Linked DNA regions of Homo sapiens: region 2 is linked to region 1. A link is a loop called in an ENCODE intact Hi-C map of the cell type or tissue named here. Cell type or tissue: Caco-2. All regions are shown on one strand.

Evidence for each region. A loop is a pair of places that touch in the nucleus more often than their neighbours do. Peaks named below come from ENCODE experiments on the same cell type or tissue, not always from the same donor. Only the 100,000 strongest peaks of a DNase experiment are listed, where the experiment ranks them.
Region 2: a loop joins it to region 1, with 2.9 times the contacts of the local background. A loop is called at or near these places in 7 of 110 quality-filtered maps.

Annotation. Positions count from the first base shown.
Region 1 is chr10:21,019,159-21,023,158 of GRCh38, forward strand. It overlaps a transcript of NEBL not described here. Among named protein-coding and RNA genes, the nearest start is that of NEBL, 120 kb to the left of the region's middle. RefSeq lists an enhancer at 1,474-1,633. In Caco-2, CTCF peaks have their summits at 1,634 (motif pointing left) and 2,846; DNase peaks (open chromatin) are centred at 1,613 and 2,863.
Region 2 is chr10:20,875,669-20,879,668 of GRCh38, forward strand. All of the region lies in intron 5 of NEBL (nebulette), which reads right to left. It overlaps LOC102725112 (a long non-coding RNA gene), which reads left to right. Exons shown (of 6, transcript XR_007062082.1): 5 at 3,903-4,000. Among named protein-coding and RNA genes, the nearest start is that of NEBL, 20 kb to the right of the region's middle. In Caco-2, no CTCF peak of the experiment used is centred here; no DNase peak of the experiment used is centred here.

The DNA of each region.
Region 1 (4,000 bases):
CCATCATAACAAGCCTCCACAGTCATAGAATATCTTCTCACTTTTTGAAATGCTTTCACACCTAACTACCTCATTTAATACTTACAGACACCCTCAAGACAGGTAGACAAGATGGACTGTCTCACTGCACGTTAGTGCAAACATCAGAGAAACTGGCCTAAGGCCACAGCCAATGAACAGATGAAGGAGGCCTACAACCACCTAGCCTCCCCTGCCTCCACCTTCCTTCTCCCCTCTTCCGTCCTTACTTCACCACTGACCAATGGATTGCAATGTAGTTGCTCCGTGTCTTACTATGGGGTGCCAGGAAAGACAGCTTCTTTGAAAGAGAGCACCCCATATTTACTAAAAGATCAAGTGTCCCTGCAGAAAACGCTGCCACTCACAACCCTAGTCTTAACTGATGTGTTTCACCATATTGAAGGCAAGTTGCCATCTAACATGGTTGACCGGGAGCCAATTGTGGTGTTCTCATCTTTGTTCATGCTGTCAATGTGACATATGAAAGAAATATGAACAAAGTGACAGGAGGAAAACAAAGCCCTTGGCTGGTGTGAGATACACAGACGGGGTGTTAGCCGCACACACACTGCAACTGGGTCAAGTTAACACCTTGTTTTTCCCCACATATGCGGTGTGGAAAAGCTATTTGTAAAATGTGTTTAAATATTTAGGACCAAATAAGTCAAGATTGTTGGGAAACATTGACTCTGACCGGAACTCATTTACTTGCCCTAGTCCAACGTGAATAACAAAACTGAGAATATCAGGACAATTCAAGACCGGGAACAGTACAGATGTTCAACACTTTCACCCGGAATTCCCACACAGGCCTGCTTTCAGCCTCCACACCGGCTGGTGACCCAGCAGGAACAGTACGAAGACAAGAATCTCAGAAGAGCAGCCTTGTGAAAAATCTTTAGGGCCAAGGGAACAAAACAAATCTTCTAGAAGTTACCTGACTCTGCAATTCACTTTGCTGCTTCAGGCGAAGATTTTCAGGTGTATCTGCCACCGTGGTGAAGGACTGCTTCGGGTAGTGTCTGTGGGGAAATTTTTTAAAAGGACATAATTAAAATATTGTGCTACAAAACAACACTTTCACACCCATTGTTTTGCACATCCCCCCTTTTCCCAACCCCATCACAGTGGAAGAGGGACCTGAGCTTGGCTAAGGTCATCTCTCTGTCATTATTCCAGACCTCATCCCATTCTCATGGCTCTGTCGCCCAGACATCCTCACTCTCTCCCACAGCTTAACCTTGACTTCTCTTTTCTAAGCGCATCTTCACCCATGCTCAAGGTTCTCCTAACCTCCACCGTTCCTGCACCCCACACACCCTTCCAGCATGTGTGCCAAATCATCCATCCTCCAACCAAACTTCCTGACAAAGAAGCCTCACCTCACAGTGCCTGCCCATCTCCTCTCCGACTCATTCCCCAACTCTATGACTGGCTTCTGGCTTCCGTTTCTAGAAGTTTCTCTTGCCCGTTATAATGACTTTCTGTGGACACAACCAACAGACATCTTGTAGTCCTCCTCTTGGGCGGCCTCCCTCCATCTTGAAATGTCGTCTCCCCGGGTTTACACACACCCCTGGCTCAGCTGCTCCCTCTAGTGGTTCCTTCCCTGTCTCCTGCAGGCTCCCCTAAGTCTGTGTATCTCCCCACTCAAGGTCCTCACCTGGGATCTCTTCTCTTCTCAGTCTACACCATCACCTGGGGATCACATCATTCCCACAGCTTTGGGGCCTCTCTGTGAGCTGACTACTCCGAAGTCTGAGTTTCAGATCCAATAGCATTTCCATTTGCAGATTCCATACCCAGCACAACTCCACCAGTCCAAAACACAGCTGTTCATCACCCCACCCCTCCATAACACAAGTTCCTCCCCTGGATCTTCTTTTTCATTTATTATATTAGTGCCCCGTAGCCCAAGTCAGAAAGCTGGGAGTAATCTAGATTCCTCACACATCCAATCACTCGTTCACCAAATCTATTGATCTTGTCTGCAAATATATCTCAACTATTTACTTATATAAATGTATATATGTGTATATGTCTCCATCTTGACTCCATTTTTTAATTGTCGGCCACATTTATCGTTTAGGTGACTACAGCACTAGCCAGTCTTGCCCTTCCCATCTGAGAACAAATGTTCTCAAATGCAAATCTGATCACGTCACTCCCCTGAGTAAAACCTTTCAACGGCTTCCAGTTGATCTTGGAATAAAGTCTGGCCTCCTGTCTGCCAAGGCCCCCATGGCCAGGCCTCTGCAGACTTCTCACTGTGAAAACTGCATGCTCTTGCTGCAGGGATCACTTCAGTCCCCTGAGTTCCCCCTTCTCGTTCCCACTGCTCCCCTGACACGTTATTCCCCTTTCCTGGAAAACCCATCCCTCTTCCCATCCTACTGCCCATTTTTTATAAACTGTGTTTATTTTTCAGGTCTTGCCTTAGATGTCACTTTCTCCAGGAAGCTCTCCTGGCCTCCCAAGTTTGGGTCAGGAATGGCCCCTGGATGGACTTTTCTGCCCCTGTGCTAATGCTTATCTTGCTCATGGCTTTTCCTATTGGCAGGCCTCTGCCTCACAGTACAACGAAAGTTCTGTGGTAGCAATAGTGGGCTGTCTTGTGCCTTGCTGGGGTGCATTCCTGCCTATATCGCTAGCACCTGCTAGTGTCTGCCTCTTAGTGTGACCTCAGTAAATACTTGTGGACAGAAGAAACGAAGGGATGGAGGGAGCAGAACAACCACACAAGGAGCCCATGCCTTGGCTACAGTCAAACTTCAGCGTGTCCTATAAGGCATGTCGTCGCATTTGTGCAAACATTCAGCGGCCTCTTATGTTCACAGATGACTCCCCTGGTGGTGAGGAGATGGCATTTCCTCCCTGTGTGCAGGTAAAGACTCAAACACTGATTCAGAGCTGCTGTCCCATCTACTCACTGCTCCCATGTTCGGCTGGCGCTGAGGAGACACCTTTAGCTGCTGTGACCCCATGGTCACAAAAGCCACAGAGCTCAGAGCTGCTCCTCAAAGAACATCCTCCCTGTTTGCTTCTTTCTAGCCCCTCTCCTTTCTGGTATCCACGTGTGTCTCTTCCTGTGGCTTCTCTAACATCCTCACTGTTTCAAACTCGACTCTCCTGGTAAAAGTTTCTTTTCAGCATCCCTGTCCCTGGCGTCCCATGAGAAGGCTGATGCAGTAATCATTTGTCGGTGCAGATAAAGCCTACCCAAAGCACGCTAGCACTTGCGAAATAAAGATTAAATATTGTAGCTCCCACGGAGTCAGATTCGTGGTAGGAAAATGTACATGCAATTCTCATTTTTCCAGCATTCTTCAGGAATTTAATGTCCCATATAAGCCAATGTTCCAGGTAATTGGAGTTAACCCCATAACTGCTGGACTCATTTTAACTATTTTAATTAACATCCTTCAAAACCCTTTACACAATTTTCCTGCCTTCTTAGAGTATAAACGAATCTAGTTATATTTTTTCCTGATAATGTAGGGTCATCTTAATAGATATTATCAGACCATGATACAAAGAAGTCATGCTTTTGAAGTTTGTAAAGGTAAATAACCCAAATCATACAAGATGATTATGCTTGTATAACCGCTGGACTGTCAAGAGATAATTTCTCACACACAGCATTCGGTTCTGCCTCATCTTCTCTAGATAGTCAAGTTGTTTAAAATGTTGGTAAATACCAGAGTTATTGATTCAAACGAGTAAGGTGTAGCAGGTAAGGTCTTTTGCTCTCCTTATGCTGAAGTCAGACAAAATGTTGGCCACACTCTTCCAGGGGCTACTTCTGAACTATGTTCCAGACAATAGACAGAGGAAGTTAGGCAGACAACTCTGGTGTGTTATGTAATATTTGCAAGTTCCAACTTGGGAAGTTGAACTTTACTGAACTTTAAAATGTAGCAACTACGTATGGCTGTATTTTAAAGCTATAGTAACAACTGAGCATGTTTTCTTGTGTTTT
Region 2 (4,000 bases), 140 kb before region 1:
GAGATGAGAAGATTGAGACAGCTCAGGAATGGCAGCCTTGCAGGAGTGATAGCCAGCCAGCCAGCCAGCCAGCCAGCCAGCCATGGGGTCTAAAGTCTGCATGGGCAGACAGACCTTAAAGAAAACAAATCCAGCTGACCCAGAACCCTGTGAAGGTTAAACTGATTCTTGGTGAGAAGAAACTAGACAGGATATATAACCTTTTAAGTTTGTGGAACAGAGGCAAATCATGTAACTGGTATATAGTGGTAATCTTTAAGCAATGGTTCAACCCATCTCAGGAAAACCTTTGTCTTTAGCAAAACTCTCACATTAGAGAAGCCCTCCAGGTATCATCAAATAGGCATGTGGACTGCTAATTCCATCTCAAATGATGCTTATCTTTGTCTAGGCATGCTGTGCATAAAAACCTACTAAATTATTAAATTGTAAATATTATTTTTCTGTAAGAGAATATAAGCCTTTTAAATATAAGTAAAAGTAGGTTCTGATACTATTCAGAAGAGAGAAAAAGTTTTCAGTCTTCCAAAAGAAGGAGTAAAATACAGAGTTATGGCCAGAATGGCTTATCATTTAGGATTGCTGTCACTGTTTATAAATCTATAGTTGATAAAAGTTGTCTTATTTTCTTATTCATGATTTAATTTTATCACCACCATATTGTGTAGAAGGCAGAATAAGTATTACTAACTATTCTGTCTTAGAGATGAATAAAACACTAATATATCTAATTTTAATGCTAAATCCTAAAGCACTATTATTGTAAGTCTCATCGGGGAACCACAGAGAGCCATAATTGTTTTTCTAGTATCATTTTACTGATTTATCTTTAAGCTTTCTCACTTTCTGATGGAATAGAAATTGTTTACTGATAAGTTTTTATTAATTTTAAGAAAGTACATATATCATTCTTGAAAAGAACAGTAAGTCTTTCATTTCCCACGCTGAATACTTCTTTCTAATACACATTGAATCGACTACCAATATGGTGTTTTGGAAAAGCTTACCACTCCAATTTCATCACAAGTCTGTATAGACCACATTACTTACAAAACTTAAAATAGAGTTTAAAATTTGTTTGACTTATTTCAGAACTATTGGACTTCATGTCTCTCATAAGACTGATGAGAACTAATAATGGAACTAGGGCTTTCATTATAAGCCCATCTTTAGGGGAAAGTCACTGGATAGAATATCTCCAATTTCTCTAATTACATTAGAAAAAACTGGCAGGGGTATGTCCCTTAAGGTACAAAAAGATTTCGATTGGCTGTTTTTAATCATTTTCTGATTATAGTATTAATAAGATAGGTTCAGGAAACTTTTGGATATGCCCTTCCGACCTAAACATTTCTTAACATAAATTTCACATTGATTTGGCCTTTTATAAATTGAACTTCCTTTACTTGTTTCAAATTAACTATGACATCACCCTAAACTCCCAAATCACCCTTTAAAAGTAGAAGGAGGACGAAATAGAACCAGTAATGTATGCCAGCAACTTTTAAGATGGAGGCTCTGCTGTGAAGCTCTTTACACATAATGTTTCATTTAATACTTGTGAGAATCTTCAGAGGTAGATATCGTTGTCCCCATTTTACAGATGAGAAAATGGAGATTTAGAGACATTAAGTAACTCATCCAGGGTCATCCACGCAACGTGTGCCCAAGAAACATTTTAACCAATGTCTGACTCCAAATTCCTTTCCTAGTATATGCTACTGATATAGGAGTTAAGAATAAAGTATTTAGGCAGATAGTGAGGGTAAGGAAGTCCTTCGTAAGACTTTCCTTTTAATAAAAAGCAGCCCCGAAGTCTTTTTCTTTTCTAACAAAGAGCAGCCTGTAAAATCGAGCTGCAGACATACACAAGTGAGCTGTAAGCTTGCACGTGTGAATGTTGACAGTTGTGACAATAGGAAAAGGCTGCCTGGGAGTAGACATGTTCAAAATGGCAGCTCCATCTTCCCTTTTCCTTTCCAACCATGTGTGCAGTAGGGAGCAGACAACATGGAAACCGCCAGGCAAAGACCCCATTTGCATAATATAATTAGGGCGGAGCAAACAGCTTCCTTGCAGTCTATGTAGAAAGTCACGCCTGGTCCAACCAATCTGTGGGCCCTATGTAAATCAGAAACCGACTCCTCAAGCCTGTCTATAAAATCCGATGCACTCTGCCACGAGGCACAAGTCCCATTTGGGTGCACCTCTTTCTCACAACAAAGAGAGCTGTTCTCCTTTCTCTTTCTTTTGCCTAGTAAACCTCCACTCCTAAATTCATTCCTTGTGTGTGTCCGTGTCCTTAATTTTCTTGACATGAGACGATGAACCTCAGGTACTACCCCAGACAATGATGCCACTTCACTACAGTAGAGGATATTCTAAGAAATACTTATTTTTACTGTTTGGAGATCATTTAATTTTGGGGTGGCGCAAAAGACTACTGCCTCCAGAAAACTCTTGCCCGGGAACTCCATTACTCAGAGGTGGAAATTCATCCATACAGTCACATGAGCCCTCTCCCTCATTCTTTTCTGCTTACTCACATTACTAAAGGCACAAGAGAGAGACATCTTGGTTCACTAAAAGATATTAGAAATCTGACTTGATTTTGGTGGAAACATAAAAAAGTTAGGCAAAGATGTTGACTTCCATTGTTTTCAGGTGAATCAGATACACATATAATGACACACTTTTATTTTAAATTAAATGAAGTCATTTATAGCCATAGTGCAAAGTGACAGTCTGCATTATGAAAGGGTAATTCCACTAGTAAATTCTCTGCAATGAGTTTCATTTGGCTGAACTTTTACAGGAGACAGGTTTATGGGAGATTGTCTTTTATAGAGATTCCATAGATCCACCCACTGAACCAAGAGATGTACTTTCAAGACCTATGTTTAAATTTCATATTGTAGGGACAACAAATGTATTATTCTAAGTGGCTTGACTCCAGAGGAATATCAACTACTTCACAGGTAGAATACAAATATCATTCTCACTTTAAATCTGAGTAAATAGTCTTAAACACTTTCTAAATCCTATTATATGTACAAACTTTGCATGCAAAGGTTGAGTCAAGTCGGCAGAGGAGTATAAGTAAACACAGCCTTCTCCCATAAGTACACAGTATTGAATGAAGGAGAAAAGGGCTTTATACTCTATTCCCTCAATCCCTCAATCAAAGACCTTTTAGAAGAAAAGGCAGAGTTAAAATAATAAGCCCAGTTCTATGATAAGGAACTTCCGTATTTGAATTTCATTGAATTATAGAGTTGGAAAGAGCCTCCCGGGGATCCGTGTAACACCAGACCTCACCCCAGATCACCAGACCACCTTCTAACCCGTGGCCTTTTGTGTGAATTTCGTCTCTTCAGTGTCAAAATACTGGAAACTCGGGATTTCTCTGTCATTCTTTCCTGCAGTGCGTTTGAAATCTGAAGATAACCTATTTTGCTCCCCATTTTTAAAAACTGCATTTAAAACCTTGACTAATTGACAGTAACCTTTAAGGTGGAGACAGCAAAGTGGAACAGAAAGAGCAGACTCAGGAGTTTGATTTCTTAGTCTCATTTTCCTCATCTACAAAATAAGAATCAGTACAGGGTTTTCATGAGAATCGGAAATGATCAAAGTCCTGGCATAGTTCCTGGTGCATGGCTGTGCTCAGTAAGTGGTAGTTATTATGATTATTACAGTCATCCTTAAGCAAACAGTTCTTATAAAGCACCCCCCTAAAATAATTACAGACATGTAGCCTCTTCATCTCCTAGCAATCTTAAACTATGTTAGAAAAGTGCTCTGCTTTTGGCATATGTTTGTATATTTGGGTTAAAACGTAAAACCTCATTCCACTTTTTTACTTAAACATTTGCTTACTGCAATTTAATATCAAATAACAGTTGCCGTTCTGCGGAAAACACTCTGCACAGTGGGACTATGGGGGCACATGGTCAGCCAAGCACCATTCCATAAAGGGACTAAGTGACAGAACAGACTG